2 separate regions of the Homo sapiens genome follow, and region 2 is linked to region 1. A link is a loop called in an ENCODE intact Hi-C map of the cell type or tissue named here. Cell type or tissue: gastrocnemius medialis. All regions are shown on one strand. Links, peaks and the distances in the headings refer to the core of each region. The heading gives the core; the rest is flanking DNA.

What was found. Peaks named below come from ENCODE experiments on the same cell type or tissue, not always from the same donor. Only the 100,000 strongest peaks of a DNase experiment are listed, where the experiment ranks them.
Region 2: a loop joins it to region 1, with 13 times the contacts of the local background. A loop is called at or near these places in 1 of 110 quality-filtered maps.

Annotation. Positions count from the first base shown.
Region 1 is chr5:16,773,544-16,778,927 of GRCh38, forward strand. The region is part of intron 9 of MYO10 (myosin X); the gene reads right to left. Among named protein-coding and RNA genes, the nearest start is that of RETREG1, 160 kb to the left of the region's middle. In gastrocnemius medialis, for the core only: a CTCF peak has its summit at 3,300 (motif pointing left); DNase peaks (open chromatin) are centred at 1,488, 3,288 and 4,708; H3K27ac peaks cover 5,000 bases.
Region 2 is chr5:16,545,979-16,551,314 of GRCh38, forward strand. All of the region lies in intron 3 of RETREG1 (reticulophagy regulator 1), which reads right to left. Among named protein-coding and RNA genes, the nearest start is that of RETREG1-AS1, 67 kb to the right of the region's middle. In gastrocnemius medialis, for the core only: a CTCF peak has its summit at 4,550 (motif pointing left); a DNase peak (open chromatin) is centred at 4,543; H3K4me3 peaks cover 1,031 bases; H3K27ac peaks cover 5,000 bases.

The sequences.
Region 1 (5,384 bases), core at 317-5,316:
CCCAGCTACTTGGGAGGCTAGGGCAGGAGGATCATCTGATCCCAGGAGTTCAAGGGTGCAGAGAGCCATTATCACACCACTGTGCTCCAGCCTGGGCAACAGAGTGAGACCTTGTCTCAAAAAAAAAAAAAAAAAGTGAAATAAGTAGTAGAAAATTTCTAACTGCCAAATAAAAAATATTGACACATATCCCATAAATAAAAATTTTTGGTTAAGTTCTAAAAAAAAATACAAAGGTTGTATAAGAAGATATGTAAGCAAATGAACAAATGTGTTTACTATATTAATAAATTTGTGGACTTCTTTGCTTTCTAGTCTAACTCTAAGTGATTGGGCAAGTAGTTAGTAGTGTTGTGATAAGCGGCAACTGCATTAATCATAACATGGAATAATTTAATGTCTAAAACCAGTTCTCGCCAATGCAGACATGTATGCTAAAACTCCAGCAAGAGTCTCTATTTATTGTTTCTTACTCTCCTATTTACAATCTTTGTTAATAAGCAATCTCCACCCCTTTGACAAGAGTAGCCACTTCAAGGCTTATTATAATTAGTATTTCAACACTAGGCTTCAAGACTGAAAAAACCATGGGAAATTCTATGATTCAGCACATAAAAAACAGATGCTTGTGAACGTGAATGTGTGTTGGGGGATGGTGGCGAATACACGGCAGAGTCCCAATCATCATGCACAAAAGGAGCTCAGCTTGTCACCCTGGAAACAAAGGGAGGAGTGTCACCCTCAGAGAAGGTACCTCCAGAAGAAGTCAACAAATGGTGTGTCTGAAAGGGTGACAGGGGAGGCTATTTTGGGCACAGTAAATTACAAGTAAGTAACTCAGTAATAATTTATTACATCATGTTACTTATTTATTTATTTTTTTAATTTATTTTTTTGAGACGGAGTCTCACTCTGTTGCCCAGGCTGGAGTGCAACGGTGCAATCTCAGCTCAATGCAAGCTCTGCCTCCTGGGTTCACGCCATTCTCCTGCCTCAGGCTCCCGAGTAGCTGGGACTACAGGCGCCCACCACCACACCCGGCTAATTTTGTGTATTTTTAGTAGAGACGGGGTTTCACTGTGTTAGCCAGGATGGTCTCGATCTCCTGACCTCATGATCTGCCTGCCTCGGCCTCCCAAAGTGCTGGGATTACAGGCGTGAGCCACCGTGCCCGGCCAATGTTATGTTTTATCAAGTAATATTATATTATTTTAAAAATACTTTATAATATAAAATTGGCTGACCACCCAAGTTTTCCAACACTGAAAGAGACTGACATTTCCAAGTTTCACAACATGAAAGTAAAAAGTTGGTCCTTTAAATTTTAATAAAATCTGACTCATGACAAATGAATTCACGCATGCGTACACAAGGTCACACACCATTCAAGCCCCACAGATATACCCAGGAAGGTCCATATGGTCAGGAAACCCCAGCCCTGCTCAGTGCCAGGCACGCTGTAAACATTCGATATTTGTGGAGTAAAAGAATAAACAGATGATCACTCAGCAAAGACTCCTGTTACTTCATACACATTTCATCAGCCACCAACCTGGTGGGCCAAATGCAAGCAATAAAATAAACCAGTTGTTACTACTGACTTGAAATAGCTTTTCATCCTGACCTAACACTTTAAGGGGCAATTTGAAGGGCTGTATAAGAAATGCCTATGAAATTTAGCATAGGTTCATTGCCTCTGCCCCAGGAAAAACCAAGACGCTCCTAAAACTGTTCAGAATACCTCATAGGTACTTTTTTATATTAATGTTTATTGCGACCAATGATAAATTTTAAAAATACATTAAGGCAAATTCTCAATGAAATAAGCAAAATTCTTAAAAGGTCCTATTGCCAGAATACACTAACATTAAAGTTGATAAAAAGAATCATGTTTTTTGTTTTTGAGACAGGGTCTTACTCTGTCATCCAGGCTGCAGTGCAATGGCATGATCATGGCTCACTACAGCCTCGAACTCCCTGGGCTCAGGTAATCCTCACACCTCCAAGGTAGCTAGGACTACAGGTACACCACAATGCCTGGCCAATTTTGTTTGTTTGTTTGTTTGTTTGTTTTCTCGAGACAGAGTCTTGCTCTGTCGCCCAGGCTGGAGTGCAGTGGCGCGATCTCAGCTCACTGCAACCTCCACCTCCCAGGTTCAAGCAATTCTCCTGTCTCAGCCTCCTGAGTAGCTGGGACTACAGGCACGTGCCACCACGCCCAGCTAATTTTTGTATTTTTAGTACAGATGGGGTTTCACTATGTTGGCCAGGCTGGTCTTGAACTCCAGACCTCGTGATCCATAGCCTCAGCCTCCCAAAGTGCTGGAATTATAGGCATGACCCAATTCTTTTTCTAATTTTTTTATTTTTGAGATGGGGCCTGGCCCTGTCGCCCAGGCTGGAGTGCAGTGACATAATCTCGGCTCACTGTAACCTCCATCTCCCAGACTCAAGCCATCCTCCCACCTCAGCCTCCCAAGTAGCTGGGTTTACACGTGTGTGCCACTACACCCGGCTAATTTTTGTATTTTTTTGTAGAGATGGGTTTTTGCCATGTTGCCCAGGCTGGTCTTGAACTCCTGTGCTCAAGTGATCTGCCCACCTCAGCCTCCCAAAGTGCTGACATTACAGACATGAGCCACTGTACCCCGCCTATCCCCCAATTCTTGATTCTCATAGGTTTGGGAGAAGAAAATCTTATTGTATATAGAAAGGAATATATTTTCCTCCCTCTTTCCCAAAAGTTACACTTTTTTTTTTCTTTTTCTTTTTGCTGCACTGCTTAGAATTTCCAGTACAAGGTTAAAGAGTAACGGGTTAAATTTTGCTATTATTATAGCAAAAATGTCATGTTTGTGATATTAATAAACATCAGCTAAGTTTTCATTGATACACCTGCTAGACTAACACTAAAAAGTAATTGCAAATTAGATATTTAAGGATCTATAAATATCTTTTATAAGTAGAATGTATTAACTAGAATAAATTTGTTAGGTATGCTCATTATGTCAATTTCATGTATAAATTTCTCTTCCTTTCTAGGTGATTGACATATCCTTTTGTCATAAAATCAAATTTCAAATGCCAAGACCTATTATTTCAATGTAGCAATAAAAGCTAGCAATCACTGAAGGGAAGCCAAGTTCCAAAAGTTTACTTGTAGCTGACAAAAAGAACAGACAGTTCTGAAGTGGAAAATGATGTCCCGAGAGAACACAGAGTACCAACGGAGTATCTGATTTCTCAGGGCCTTCCCAGGACAAGGGAGCTGCCACTGCCAAGTGCTCCCTAGCGGCCAACAAGCGAGCTCGCAGGTGATGGGACCTGCAGTGACACTGCCATGTGGATAATCAGGTGTCTTGTCTGTATTCTTTTATCACAAATTATTGTTCGTTACTTCAAGAAAGAAACAAGAAATAAAATAGGAAAAAAGCCAGAGACAAGTCTTTTTTTTTTGCCCTGCTCCTCAAAAACGAGAATGAGAATTTATTCTAACACATCATCTTTTCAGCAGACAGTAATAAATGAACCGTGATGGAAGGTTTGAGTAGTGAGAGGTCTAAAGGGCCAATATAAAATTGGAAAAGATAATTAAAATACTTAGAAAAACACTGCATAAAACCCAACGTGCAAGGCCAAATCCCACACCTCCGCAGGCAGATGCCAAAAGGTGCTGTCTGCAGGAGGGTTTTTGTTAACAGGTTAGAAAATAGGAGAGATGGAGCGAGAAACCGCTCTGCATTATAAATGGCAGGTTGTGACATCTTTAAAAGGGAGGCAGAGTGGAAAACAATCATGTATATAGCCTAGTCCGTTTGGAATTTCATTTTCAACTTAAGGAGACACATGTTAGCCATAGAGAAATGATGCATGATTTATATCCATTTGTTAAAAATATTCTGATTTCATTCCACAGACAGTTGTAACAAATAATCTATGACAATGAAAAGGAAAACAGAATGAAGAGCTGCTAGTCTTCCAGCGGCAGCCTAGGAGGACGAATCTGAGGTGCACTGAAACCAGGTATTACTGCATCGCGGTTTAGAGTGTGGGATCCAGAGTTAGACTGTGTATGGATATGGGCTGCACCAGGTACTGGGTAAGGTTAGGCTGGTCACTAACTTCTCTGAGTCTTAGAATGGAGACAACCATACTTCCTACCATCAGAGGGTTGATGAGAGTGATTGGAAAGTAAACTCCATGTGAAGTTCATAACAGTAAGTGCTCACTAAATGTCAGCTGCATTTGTGATGATTAGAATGATAATGACGCCACCCTAGGTGCATTGCATCTAACTTTTTTTTTTTTTTTTTTTTTTTTTTTTGAGACGGAGTCTTGCACTGTCACAAGGCTGGAGTGCAAAGGCGTGATCTCAGCTCACTGCAACCTCCGCCTCCCAGGTTCAAGCGATTCTCCTGCCTCAGGCTCCTAAGTAGCTGGGACTGCAGTCGCCCGCCACCATATCCAGCTAATTTTTTGTGTGTTTTTAGCAGTGACGGGGTTTCACTATGTTGGCCAGGCTGGTCTTGAACTCCTGACCTCGTGATCCGCCTGCCTCACCCTCCCAAAGTGCTGGGATTACAGGCATGAGCCACCGTGCCCGGCTGCATCTAACTGTTCTAATAAGGGCTCTGGTAAAGAACTTAAGATCACAGTGATGAAATCTCCTGGCCAGGCCCGATTGGGTGGGGCTGTTCGCAACGCTCGATGACTGGGCTATCTTAAATGCAGATACCTTGTAACAAAGCCCTTGCAAGAGACCATGGCATGCCACAATGCAGAGACAGGATGACTAATGCTCACGCAACCAGAAATGGCCATCACAAGCCACGAGGGCTGGATGATACCTTAACATGAGACAGCCAAATGCTTAGGCAGATAAAATGGGGTCCCTGGAGAATCTCCAAGCGTCCCAAGAATGTTTACATTAGATGCTTTTGGGTCGATGAGGGAACCTGCCCAGGGCTTGTCTGGGCATCCCACAGTGAACTGGAGCCTGACGTACGCACTGGGGGAAGTGGGTGGGGCCACGGGGAATTCTTCCACGGGGAAGAGAAGCCTGCTCTCTTCCGCTCCTGTAGTGACCTGGAAATCAACATGTGAGGTGGGGGCCTGTTAGCAGGAACACCTCTCGCTTTGCTGAGGTTTTTTTTTTTTTTTTTTTTTTGAGACGGAGTCTCGCTGTCTCCCAGGCTGGAGTGCAGTTGCGCGATCTCGGCTCACTGCAAGCTCCGCCTCCCGGGTTCACGCCATTCTCCTGCCTCAGCCTCCCGAGTAGCTGGGACTATAGGCGCCCGCCACCACGCCCGGCTAATTGTTTGTATTTTTAGTGGAGACGGGGTTTCACCGTGTTAGCCAGGATGGTCTCAATCTCCTGACCTCGT
Region 2 (5,336 bases), core at 337-5,336, 230 kb before region 1:
GCATGCCGTGCAGATGTGAGCTAAACCCTTTCCCTTTCCATGAGAGAATCCCGATTTTATGCCTGCACCAGTCATATAAAGCAAAGAGGTGAGATACAATGATTGAAATCCCAAGAAAGAAACAAACATGAAAAAGAAAACAATTTCCTTTGGTCTATCTGTTTTTCCACTGCACAAATCTTGAAATTTTATATCTTTTTTTTTTCTTACACAGGGTCTGTCTCTGTTGCCTAGGCTGGAGTACACTGACATAAACACAGCTCACTGCAGCCTCAAATTCCTGGGCTTGAGTGATCCTCCCACCCCAGCCTCCCAAGCAGCTGGAACCACAGGCGGTGTACCACCATGCCCAGCTAATTTTTCGTTTTTTGTAGCAACTTGGCCTTGCTATGTTGCCCAGGCTGGTCTGGGACTCCTGGCCTCAAGCCATCCTCCTGCCTTGGCCTCCCAAAGTGCTGGGATTACAGGCACGAGCCAATGCACTGGGCCAAAATTTTATATTATTGAGATAAATGTCTGACTTTAGAAAAGAGTAAGTCATTAGAAGCAACATGTTGCCCCAAAGATGCTGTGATAGTAGAAATAGGAGACACATGCTTATAACAGGTGGTTAGAAAACAGGAATAAAATAGGGTGCTGATTAAATACAAATAAAAATTGGTGCCAGATTCCAATTTTGAAATATTAATCAGTGTGTACAAAATAAATGTGGTGGCCTTCTTCAGTCATCCCTCCCCCTCCTACCTTTTTTCCTGCTTTGTCTTAAAATCATCATTTCAATGAGCAAAACAGAAATCTATCTAAATATCACCATGGACTTGTTCCCTTCATGGCCTGATGAACCAATGAAAACTTCTGATGATGATGTAATACTTACAGCTATTTTTATTCTGGTGGCACAGACTCTCTCTTTATGTAGAGCAAATAGCAACAGAATCTCTTTAGAGTTACTTCAAAGGTGAATTCCACAGCTTCAAAGCCCAACCATGGACAACTCTCTTGTTATTTCTACCACCTCTCTGATATCAGAGACCTTTTCCCCATGTTCTGACATCAACGGAAATACAACAAAATCTTGACACAATGCGAGGGACCGTTCTATAGGTCCGGCAGGGTCTGCCTTCTGCAGAGCAGGTATTTAATAAACAATGGAAGTCTACAGCTCAAGACACCCACAGGGAAGGTGGCCCCAAAGTTTAAGCAGGAATCTAAAACAGCAGCTTTGTCAGAGACCGACAGGGTGACTGTGGAAAGTGTCACCTCCTTTCTCTACTCACAACCAAAGTGTTTCATACCATTACAAATATCACAAGAAATTCAAGGGAAGAATTTCAGAGTCAGGCCCAAGATAAGAGCTATTTTATCCGAGGAAAACATAGATGACTAATGAACTCCTGAACAGAAAACAGGGGTATTTGGTTTCTTCCAAATAAAAATAAAACCTTTGGTACATTCCACATTCCCTTTCAACCATCTTCCCGCAGAGCCTGGAACTGTTGGCGCTCTTAACTTTTGTTGAAAACCATGAGTATTAGCAACAATGGGAATTTAATTTATGGCCCAAAAATAAATAACTTATGTTTCAGTAGCATTGATTTAGGCTGCAGAAACAGGCGTGAGACTTTGCCAAAGAATATATCTGATTCTTCCAAGTTCCCCTTTCAATGTGTACAATGAGGCCCTTCTATAAATATAAAGGTACATGATGTGTTCAGTCATGTAACGGCAGGTTTTACAAACCCCTTTAGCTCTGAATATGTGAACACGCACACATATAACATTTTAACGTCAAATCTGCCAACAATTTTATAATCTGATGTTATTAGTGGGTAAAACTGTTCTGGTTTTGAAAGAGGGAGAAATAATCAGGTATTGAGTACATTCTTTGAAATTAATGCTGGATAAAATTAATAATTATGGTAAAAAAAATTCAAGCAACACCAACAAAACACTGAGGGTTAGAAGAACGTATTTAAAGTAGCCATCTTTAAAAATAAATGGGGAGATTGGACTTATAAGCTTATATCCTATAAGTACATAAATATATATATATCTACACATCAAAAACTATTCTCAAGAGCTTTGAAAGACACTAAATACAAAATAAAAACACACAACTCTATGAAATAAAGAATTCCTACCTAATAATGTAAAAAAATTCATATCAGATTAAATTATAAGACTCATTTCTTTACTCTCTTATAGTAGTGTTATACGTCCATACTCTCACCATGGCCTTGTGTGGCCAAAGGTATTTTTCCCTTCTTGGCTTTGGACTTGGCCATGTGACTTGCTTAGGCCTCCTGGTTATCAGCAGGTGGAGGCGTGAAATGTACCTGAGTTACTGGGTTTGTGCTCTTATGCCCCTCCTGCCTTTGTCCATGAGAATAACACACTTTAAGTAGCCTCTGGTCCAATGAGGCTGAAAGACTGTGGAGTAAGCTTGGATGCAACCCAAATCTTAAAGCCAAGTCCAGCCTAAACCAGCTGAACCCCAGTTGATCCACAGAAACATAAGCAAGAAATAAATGTGCATTGTATGACACCGAGATTTTATGCTTGTTTACTGTAACCTAGCCATACCTGGCCATACTCAGTCCTTACACAATAAAAAGAAAAGTACAACAAATGAGGGAGTCATAATGTATTCATTATTAATGTGGTTTCTGTTTGGTTTCCCATGAACAGCTGATTAAGAAAAATGTAAAGGATCTTGAGAATACTGTTATAACCTTCTTGACTGAAAATATTTTAAACAGATACACCTTACTATTTTGTCTGGATTCTCTCCTTCTATAACATAAATGAGGAGCCATAATCAATCAGACACCAGGGTGGTGAGGGGAGCGTGAGCAGGACTGCTTAGCAGAACTGTGAGAAATAAATATCTGTTATTTAAGCCACCCAATCTATGGTATTCTGTTACGGCTGCCTGAGCAGACTAAAATCAAGAGAATCCCAGGCCAAGAGGCCATGCAAAATCTAGGTGGTGAGTACCAGCAGTGTCACTGACACAGTAGCAGAGCTGAAAGCCCTGTCCAAGCAGCCTCATCATCTTCTCACTGGCCTCACCCTATTTCTCAAAATCACTTGCTTGCCAGAGAAGAGCTTTTTTTCTATTCCAGAAATCAGTTGGCAGTATTTAGAGGAAAAGCTTTCTCTTGAATTTAGCTACCTTTCTGATACTGATAAAATTATCGATCCCATATTCTAACCAGCTTGAGGAAATTCATTTATTACAAGCTGTGTATTCCTTCACTGTTGGAGGACTGTCATGCCTTCATCAAAGAACAAGACGAATTTATAAGCAATGTGTAGCTAACTTTCTAAGTGCTCTACACAGAGAGCACAAACAAACTCCTCAAACTGGGATCACTTCCCCCCCTATTTCCACTAGGGAAGTAGAAATGGTCCATCTCAATCACCTATGTATTTATTGAACCGCTCATATATTAATATAAGTAAAACTGTGGAGAAAGGTGGGCTTTTCTATTCCTGTTTAATAAAAACTTGGGATAGTCCTACTTTGACCCCCTAGATCAGTTTCAGGCCTATTTCTCAATTTAAAAATAAAGTTTCTGTTCCATTTAGACATTCTCTCAATTACTGAGTCTTCATTATATATTCCAAGCATGATACATCCATTAAAATCCCTTGGAAGCAAGATTATTTCATCCAAACTTAGCCCCAGGGGAACAAAAGTATTTAAATGTGCAATTTATTCAACATAAACAGCAGTTCTGACTTGAGGATGTTCAGCTTAATAAGCTATGGAATTCAGTTTTCGTGCCACAGCAGATGACTCCTGAGTCATGATTGAAAATATCACTCATTTTAATAAAGATTGTAATAACTGGCCCCCCAAAATAAGGAAAACATCAAAAACAATCTAGAACATGTATTTTCTGTGTTCGTGAAAATATGATGCAAAATCTGAGGTCTGTAGTCCAGGAGAAGTAAATAGTGAAAGTACTGCTCGGGCGTTAAAGTGACATGAGATGGCTCTGAATGTTATAGTTTAAAAATACTCTCCAAGAATACAAGCCAAATGACTGCAGGATTATAAGTCCTCTCTCCCAGTTGTTCAGGTATTAAAAACAGGCACAAGTAAGAATAACCTTCAACAGAACTAATAAACAGCACGTGAGTAATAATGCAATACACCCCAGTGAGGATACTACACCATGACACCCCAGTGAGGATACTACACCATGTATCTTTTCCTCTTTTTGCCAAATACCTCTAAATAATAATGTCGACTTCCTTCCTTCTGCATAGTCCCTCCTCTTTAAAATTTAAAAAAAAAAAAGCGTTAAAGGAAATATGATTTAAATGTCAAATTAAGGGCACATTCTTGGGTTCCTCCCTTAGAAGCAATGCTCTCACTGCTGGAGGTACTGATGGTGCCTAGAATTCAACTTCCCCAGCTGCCATTACAGCATCTGCAGTTACTTAATGCTATCGTCAATTTTCCAATATTTATGGATGATGAGCCACGCCCATCATCTGCCAGTCCACCTGTCCCCCAGACATAACTCTGCCCCCTTGTGGCAGATCAGACTCTACTGCAAGCTGCCAGGCTGCATGCAGAAAACACTGCCTGGTGGACAAAAGCCATCCAGCCCTGCTGCATGCTTCTTCCCCTTCACCTACAGAGTCAGCTCTCACTATTTTGAAAACAAAACCAAACAAAATAAAACCGAGCTGCTCCCTACTCAGAATAATCAAAAGACGGGAACAACCTGAATGTCCGTCAACTGATGACAAAGCAAAATGTGGTCTATCCAAATGATGGAATAGTATTCAGCCATGGAAAGGAATGTAGTGCTGATAAGAGCTGTAACATGAATCAACCTTGAAGATATTATGCTAATTCATATGTTGCATGATTCCATTTATATGAAATATCCAGAATAGGGCAAATCCATAGAGGGGGAAGCAGTGGTTGTCAGGAGCCGCAGGGAGGAGGATACGGGAATTGACTGCTTAATGGTTACAGAATTCCTTTTGGGGTGATGGAAATGTTCTGGAACTAGACAGTGGTGATGGTTGCACCACCTTGTAAATGTACAAAATGTCACTCAGGGTAAATTTTATGTTATATGCATTTTATCACAATTTTTAAAAATAACAACAAAAGCCATGCTACTCTTTTCCCGGTCACTGTTTCATTTTTCTCCATTCATTTACCAGCAATATTTTCCAAACTGTGATTCACACTACCTACCTCCATTTTCTCAGCCCTCATCTCATCCTCAGGCCCTTGAATTTGGTTTTTCACTCCTAAAAAGCTCCTTCCCCTCCTCCTCCACACATATAAACAAAAAAACATGGAG